3 separate regions of the Homo sapiens genome follow, and all the other regions are linked to region 1. A link is a loop called in an ENCODE intact Hi-C map of the cell type or tissue named here. Cell type or tissue: mammary epithelial cell. All regions are shown on one strand.

What was found. Peaks named below come from ENCODE experiments on the same cell type or tissue, not always from the same donor. Only the 100,000 strongest peaks of a DNase experiment are listed, where the experiment ranks them.
Region 2: a loop joins it to region 1, with 9 times the contacts of the local background. A loop is called at or near these places in 2 of 110 quality-filtered maps.
Region 3: a loop joins it to region 1, with 5 times the contacts of the local background. A loop is called at or near these places in 2 of 110 quality-filtered maps.

The regions. Positions count from the first base shown.
Region 1 is chr14:33,588,557-33,591,056 of GRCh38, reverse strand. All of the region lies in intron 5 of NPAS3 (neuronal PAS domain protein 3), which reads right to left. Among named protein-coding and RNA genes, the nearest start is that of SNORA89, 120 kb to the left of the region's middle. In mammary epithelial cell, no CTCF peak of the experiment used is centred here; a DNase peak (open chromatin) is centred at 1,556; H3K27ac peaks cover 1,215 bases.
Region 2 is chr14:33,521,912-33,524,411 of GRCh38, reverse strand. The region is part of intron 4 of NPAS3 (neuronal PAS domain protein 3); the gene reads right to left. LOC124903299 (a long non-coding RNA gene) reads left to right here. Exons shown (of 5, transcript XR_007064111.1): 4 at 2,360-2,464. Among named protein-coding and RNA genes, the nearest start is that of SNORA89, 190 kb to the left of the region's middle. In mammary epithelial cell, no CTCF peak of the experiment used is centred here; a DNase peak (open chromatin) is centred at 1,131.
Region 3 is chr14:33,646,713-33,649,212 of GRCh38, reverse strand. The region is part of intron 5 of NPAS3 (neuronal PAS domain protein 3); the gene reads right to left. Among named protein-coding and RNA genes, the nearest start is that of SNORA89, 61 kb to the left of the region's middle. In mammary epithelial cell, no CTCF peak of the experiment used is centred here; DNase peaks (open chromatin) are centred at 1,522 and 2,272; H3K27ac peaks cover 1,573 bases.

The DNA of each region.
Region 1 (2,500 bases):
CACAACGTGTGTGGTAGGAAGGCAGAGATCTGCTCAGGGTAGGAGTTCTGCCCAAGTTTTTCCTTCCTAACAGGGATGTAGGGTCACCAAAAACCTCTGGACCATGAAGTCAGAGGCCTGCCTAATGTGCACATCACTGTATCTCTGGTGCTAGTACAGTGCCTGGACAATAGTAGGTGCTTAATAAATCTTTTTGGAATAAATATGAATGAATGAGCGAAAGCAATGAATAGATGGAGGATGATATTTGTGAGCTCATCCTGAGCCACCTGGATCCAGAGAAAGCCAGGGAAACTGGCTGCAAATGTCAAAGACATTGGTGTTTTGCTACAACCCCTTCTCCATCTGGCTCACATCAACGCATGGGGGATTGATGTGGATTGGGGGTTTTGCTCTTCAGGTCTTATGTAACTGGGATTACATGTACATAAACTTATAATAAGCTCATTATTGCTGCAAAATATTAATAGCTGGTTCCTGAGTATTCAAAAAATAAAAGTGGCTCTCTTAGATGAGCAAAACACATGGGTTTGGTCTTGACACCTTTATTATCCTTCTCTGAAAGCCTCAACCAACCACCCCCCAAATCTATATATCTCACTCACCTTGACAATTAGGAGATTCAAAGCAAGTGGTTCACATGTCAAAAATCCTCAGTGTCCAGATGTGGACACTGTCCAGAATATCTAGCAGTAAGTATTATATATATATTTGTATAAATACTGAAAGCCACTGAAGACAAAACAAAATGCAGAGCTCTGACTTCAGTGTTTAAAAACCAACAGATGGAGGTCTTCATTATTGTGAAATGCCAGGATTAGAAAACTTCCTGTGGTCCAAGACTCTAAAACTTCATTTGGTGACCATCTTTTTCTGCCTTTTTTTACATAGCAAATAATATACTGAGGAATTTTCTGCTCATGATTTTCTTATGAGGCTTTGAACTTATATAAATAATCTGCATTTTTTCCAGAGACATCTCAAAAACTGAGGTGGGATAACTTGAGCACATTCATGTTGTCTTTTGGGGTCTGTTGTAAATCTCAGCACATTTGGGTTTTATTGCCACCTTTATGGCCTTCTCATCTTGCTGATACTTTCCCAAACCACCTCCATCCCAAAGAATTTCTTCTTCTCTAATGAAAAGTGCTCCTTGCTTCTACAAATTCTTTATCTGCATCTCAACAAAACATTTCATGGCAAAACTTCCTCAACAAAATTAAAGCACTGATTTCTGCAATTAGCTGTAAAGGAAGATGTATTTCCCACTTTTGGGAACTGGTACTTCCTAATCAGGTGTTAATAATTAGCATCCACACCATGGTCAAGAAGTCAATGTCCTAAAATTTATCAAAGACATACTTTATATCTTTTTTTCAAGTATGATTAAGGAAAACAACAATAAAAAACTTTATAGTAGATGGTGGAAGGAGCGATGAGATGTGGGATCTGGAACTACAAACTCTTATTAAGCAATGCTTTGACTCAAGGTCACTGGTATGAGCTGAGCACACAAAATGTAATCAGGGCTACTCATCCAACGCTGACTAATTTCAGGCAACTTTCCCAGGTGTGTGCTGACGTAACAATAGAACCTCATCCTGCTTGACCAGCATGGAAATCAGCAGTTAGAATAAAGTATTTGAAGGTTGCTGTCTGAAGGGAGGTGCTTTTTTACCATGTTCTGGCTGTACTAGCTTCTTATATTGATTGTTCTTCCTCACTGTCATAAGCAGCATTCAACTACAAATAGAATTTAATCCCCTCCCTCCCATTTTTCATGGTCAGGGAGACGGTTCTTGTCTAAGTGACTCTATTTAATAGAAGATGGACAAAAGTCATTATATTGCTTCTACATAAAGGAAAACAGAACTGGAGAAAGTTTCCTTTAGTTATAAGCCTGACATTCAGTCTCAAAAAGAAACTGAAAGATATTTCAATATATGTGCTTTTAAGTACACAATTTTTGGGGGATGAGGACAAACGTAGAGTATATTTCTTTACAAGAGATTAGAGGTTTGAGAAAGATTCTACCAGCAGTCATTACTGAGACAGCCAGTCTGAATATAGGAAACAAGACAGTGTTCCCTCAGCTATTCTGATTCACCTTGTGAGCTTAATCATAAAAAATCTATGGGCCAGGTGCAGTGGCTCACACCTGTAATTCTAGAACTTTGGGAGGCTGAGGTGGGCCGGTAGATCACTTAAGGTCAGGAGTTCGAAACCAGCTTGGCCAACATGGTGAAATCCAGTCGCTACTAAAAATGCAAAAAAATTTATCTGTGCATGGTGGTAGGCATCTGTAATCCCAGCTACTTGGGAGGCTGAGGCAGGAGAATTACTTGAACCTGGGAGGCGAAGGTTGCAGTGAGCCAAGGTCACACCGCTGCACTCCAGCCTGGGTGACAGAGTGAGACTCCATCTCAGCAGCAACAACAAAATCTTTTATGATAAAACTGAATTAGGAAGAATCTTTCATAGCTTTCAGAAAACCTACAAG
Region 2 (2,500 bases), 67 kb after region 1:
TATCACCATTTGACCAATTTTTGAGTGTCTGCTATAGAGAGGGACTTTTTGAAGGTGCTGGGATAGGGTGGTGAATAAAACAGCTCTAGTTCCTGTTCTTAAAAATCCGATAGTATAGCAGGAAGAAAAAGAATAACAAATTTACAGACAAATACATATGCAGTTAAGACTTAAGTATTATGAAGGAAAGGAACAGGATGCAGTTGTAGAGGGTAAGGAGGACTTTTAGAGAGGGCAGTACTTTCAGCAGTGTTGTCAAGACAGTCTTTCTGAGGAGGTGACATTTAAGCTGAGACCTAATGGATAAGAAGGAGCAAAATATGAAAAGATAACCTAAAAAAATTTCCCCAAAGTCCATCTGAATCAGAGTAGGTATTTGATTAAAGATAGTTATAGTTATTTTTGGCTATTATATGCCTAGCACTAGGATCTGCTTTATGGGGACACAATAGCATCCGTTACCTGACACTCAAGGGCCTCCATAACCTTTCTCTTGTCTCAAGGCGTAGGTGTGTTGTGGCCCCACACATATAAGGGAGGTCCATCATGGATCGATGGCAGGCACTGATCTGGTTCTTTGTAGCAGGGATTTATTTTGCTGGACTCTCCTTAGCCAGGGTCTTTTTTTTCTTGAGACAAAGTCTTGCTCTGTCGCCCAGGCTGGAGTGCAGTGGCACAATCTCAGCTCACTGCAACCTCTGCAACTTGGGTTCAAGCCATTCTCTTGCCTCAGCCTCCAGAATAGGTGGGATTACAGGTGCCTGCCACCACGCCCGGCTATTTTTTTTAATTTTTATCTTTTTGTATTTTTAGTGGAGACGAGGTTTCACCATGTTGGCCAGGCTAATTTCGAACTCCTGACCTCAGGTGATCCATCTGCCTCAGCCTCCCAAAGTGCTGGGATTACAGGCATGAGCCACCATGCCTGGCCCAGGATCTTTTTTTTTTTTTTTTTTTTTTGAGACAGAGTCTCGCTCTGTTGCCCAGGCTGGAGCGCAGTGGCATGATCTCAGCTCACTGCAACCTTGCCTGGGCCAGTGTCTTTTTATAGTATCCAAGGTTTCTCCTTTCTCTACAGTAATAATGATGTCAGATAACTATTCCTAAGATGTTTGGTCCCTGTGCCTTGAGTCATGCTGTTTTCTCTTTCTATCAAACCAGTCCAGCTCATTCCTGAAGCATTTCTGAAGCTGAATAGGAACGTGCTTCCTCCTCTGAATCACTGAAGTACAGTACCTATCCCAATGTACTTTAGTTTGCCTTAACTTACTTTTTGTTGTATTTGTTTAATTTCTTCTACTGGATTATAATTCCCCTGAGTAGACAGTATTTGTCTAACTATCTTAGAGTGCTGAGAAGAGTGTGTGGCTCAGACTATGGGTGTAATTCAGTTGACACATGGTGCATGCCTATAAGGATATTCTGAGAGTGACAAAGTTAAGACAGACATCAGACGTAATTAGTAAACACACATATTACACAGTTCCATATTATATATGAATGTAAAACATTCAGATAAGGAATATGAGGCAAGTATGTACCAATTAACCTCTCTTTATTTTCTCCACACCGCAAGCACCATTCACTCATCGTTTACCTCAGCAAGCACAAAACATATGTGTAAGATAACTATTTTCCTTGGCTTTCTTAGTGTACATGGTGGTAATACATATAACCAAAGGAGTAGGGTGGGATATATACCATAAAAATGGCTAATATTATTTTTCTCATTATTTTTGCTATAAAAGACAATTAACACAGTCTTAAATGTGGTTTTCCGGTCCCCAATGTCTTTGTCCGAAAAATGGGGGTATTGTTTCCCACCTTGATCTTATTTCCAACATCAGAAAATGAATTTGTTATGCCTTCCTCAGTACATGGTGATGGTTAAGAGTAGAGGCGTTTTTATTATCTTGCTATAATATAGAGAAGGTTGACTCAAAATATTCCTGCTATGCTGCTACAGTTATTTGGAGAGGAACATTTCTCACCCACAGGGATACAACTACATCACTGCATCAAATTGAAGGTGAACTCTGCAATGTGGCGGTGGCACTTCAAATAATATAGGCCATAAGGAGAAGAAGTTTTTAAAAAAACACAAAAATAAGGATTCCAATCTAGTATTTATAATTACATTTACTGGTCATATGAAATATGATATTTCATCCCCTGAAATGATATCACGTGTCACGTGAATTTCTGAAGAAACTGTCCTCTAAACAATTTTGTCTGCCTATACGTTTATGGATTTTTACCGCAAAGCTATGTCAAATATGAGCACTTAATTCAGAGCAAACACTATGTGCGTGTGTGTTTTTAAAGGCTTCTAAACCATATTAAATTTTCATTCATATAGGTACACAGAGACACATATTAAATAAACCTTCTACAAGAGTAACCCGTCCAGAAATGCAGCAAGAGGCTTCCAAAGGGCTAGATTTATTACAAATTAATCAAATAGGTAAGATGGATCATAATGGATATTCCAGCCAATGTA
Region 3 (2,500 bases), 58 kb before region 1:
CTTCATTTAGGACAGGAGGTGCATGGACAGAGAGACAATCAAGTTTTGTATACTGGGATTGTCATTTGAATGAATACATAACCTATAGGGCATTGTGGGTTCCTTTAAAGAATGGAAACAAAGGCCAGTTTTGGTTAGAATGAACTCAAATTTGAGTTATTGCCTGTATAGGGTGCTTCCCTCTACCTCCCAATGGTAAGTTCTTGGGAAACGGGTACTTTCACAGGATGAGTTCCTCAACAGAGGAAAACTGCAAGGCAAGGACCCTCACAATTCGCTGCTGTTCATCTAGAATTCTGGGGGGCAGCACAAGGCCACACTGTGCTCCTCAGCACCAATGGGACATTGACAAACTAGAGTAAATTTAGAATAGAGACAATGGCAAGTGAGATTCTGGAGGGCTTCACTGGTGATGATGGACTATGAGGCTAAATGACAGTGGTTTAGCCAAACGACCACTAAAAAGGAGAGCAGGCTGTCTTCCCATACCCAGGGGAGAGATGTGAGGACATCACTGCCCTCTGAGCCTGGCTTCACACACGCACTGGGATGTGTTCAACTCTATGCCAGTCCAGAGGATAGAAATACTTTTTGTGCTGTCCCTGTAAGCCAAACTATGGCAGTTCATTAGCAAGCAGAAAATGTATGTTTATATTGACTTGGAATTCTATAAATTGGGCCTTCAAAGATTATTTTTAGACACTTTTTCTTAGATTTCCATAAAGCCTTCCTTTCTAGGAGTTTAATGTTAAACAAGTTTTCTGTGAAAAATGTTTTAAAACATTAAATAGGTTAGGGATGTAAATGGTACATGCCCAAGTTATTTTCAAAAAGTGACACAATTGGAAGACTATACTTTTGTGTATATGCAGGACTATTATTTGGACCTAAGTTTTCAATGGACCTAAAGTCAGCTTGTAGCAATTTGAAATGGAATGATTTACATTCACAACACAAAGCTGGTCACACCCATGATAGCAGCTTCTGTTCCTGTAGTGGGCAGACAGCCCCTTATAGATAAATTCATCTCAGTAACTTTGCTTCCTGGTGGGTTCAGCAAAAGGGTCCCACAGGCTGCTAGTCTCGATCTGTTCCCTTCTCTGCTTTACAGAGTTCTAAGCCTTTCTTGTAACCTGGGGGCAAAATCAAACGGAGAGGGGTGAGAGAGAAGAAAGGGTAGCAGGGGAGGTTAAATAGGTTATCACCAAGGAAGGGTGTTCAGTGACTATAAATTAACAAATCCATCTTTGTTATGAAGATGGGCAATTATTTTTCGAGGTAATTTCAAGAGTTAGTAAGATGTTCTATACAATGGGCCTGCCATTTGAGTGACTATGTATCTATAGGTTTACATGTTTATCTGAGTATATGAGCTCTAGAATTAAAAATATTATCAATGGAAGGAAAAAGCAGCTGAAACCAACTATATACGGGAACATGCAAGATGTGACCTGGGATGGAATGGTGGGAGATTTTGTGATTCAGGACTGAGTCACCCCTGAATGCTTCAAATCTGGCTACTACTTAAGCCACAACTGGGAGGCATCCTTGACATTGTGAAATAACAAAGTGATGCCGAGTCAGAGGGTAAAAATTTCAGTGTAAATAGCAGTTGTTTCATGCATTTAAAATCAAATTGGTTCAAGGTGAAACAATTGGTGTTAATGAGATGATAGTTCAGGAAAGAATAAAGACCTGCCATTTCTAAATACAACAGAATGACTAACAACTAGATCATAACCGCTTTTGTTTGCTATGGGGACAATACAGTAAGAAACAGAAGGCAGCATAAGTATATCAAAGAGTGATCAAGTGATCCTAATACACTTCGAAGATGCTGGTCAAAAATATTACTAAAGAAGCCTTCTTTTCATGATGATACAGGTGTTTCTTCATCATGTGGCTATATATATATATATATAGAGAGAGAGAGAGAGAGAGAGTAAGAAGATGTAATAAACTGAGTAAGTGTATGAAATTGCTTACTGTGCTATGCCATTTGGTGCATTCTGGAAGGATTTATGCTCTGAGGATACTTAGACTATCTAGTTCATTAAGCAAGTTAGTGTGTGGTCATTCATATCACACAGTTGAGCCTAAGGACATAAACATTGCTTCCATGAGAAAATAATATACCTGACTTTCACATCATTTTGATCAACAGCACTTTTGTTTCAAAAGTATTGAAACCCATTACTTCAAGGACAGCTGATACTACAAGACAGCTCCTACTGTGAAACACTATCTCCTTGTTGCTACCACAATGTAGGCACATGAACAATAATCTTTGCTGCCTGAGTCATTGCTGCTGATTACTCTATACCTCTGGGGGAGTTTCTGGATCCACAGAGGTAAAAAAAAAATGTTATAAATAAGGACCCACTCAAATCTCTTCGTGAGTGCTGAAGAATTGCTAACGTGTGAGCAAATGGTTAAGTGGCAATGAGTACTGCCCTGCTAGCTCACAGGCACCAAAGACCACAAACAAAGGCATTTTCAA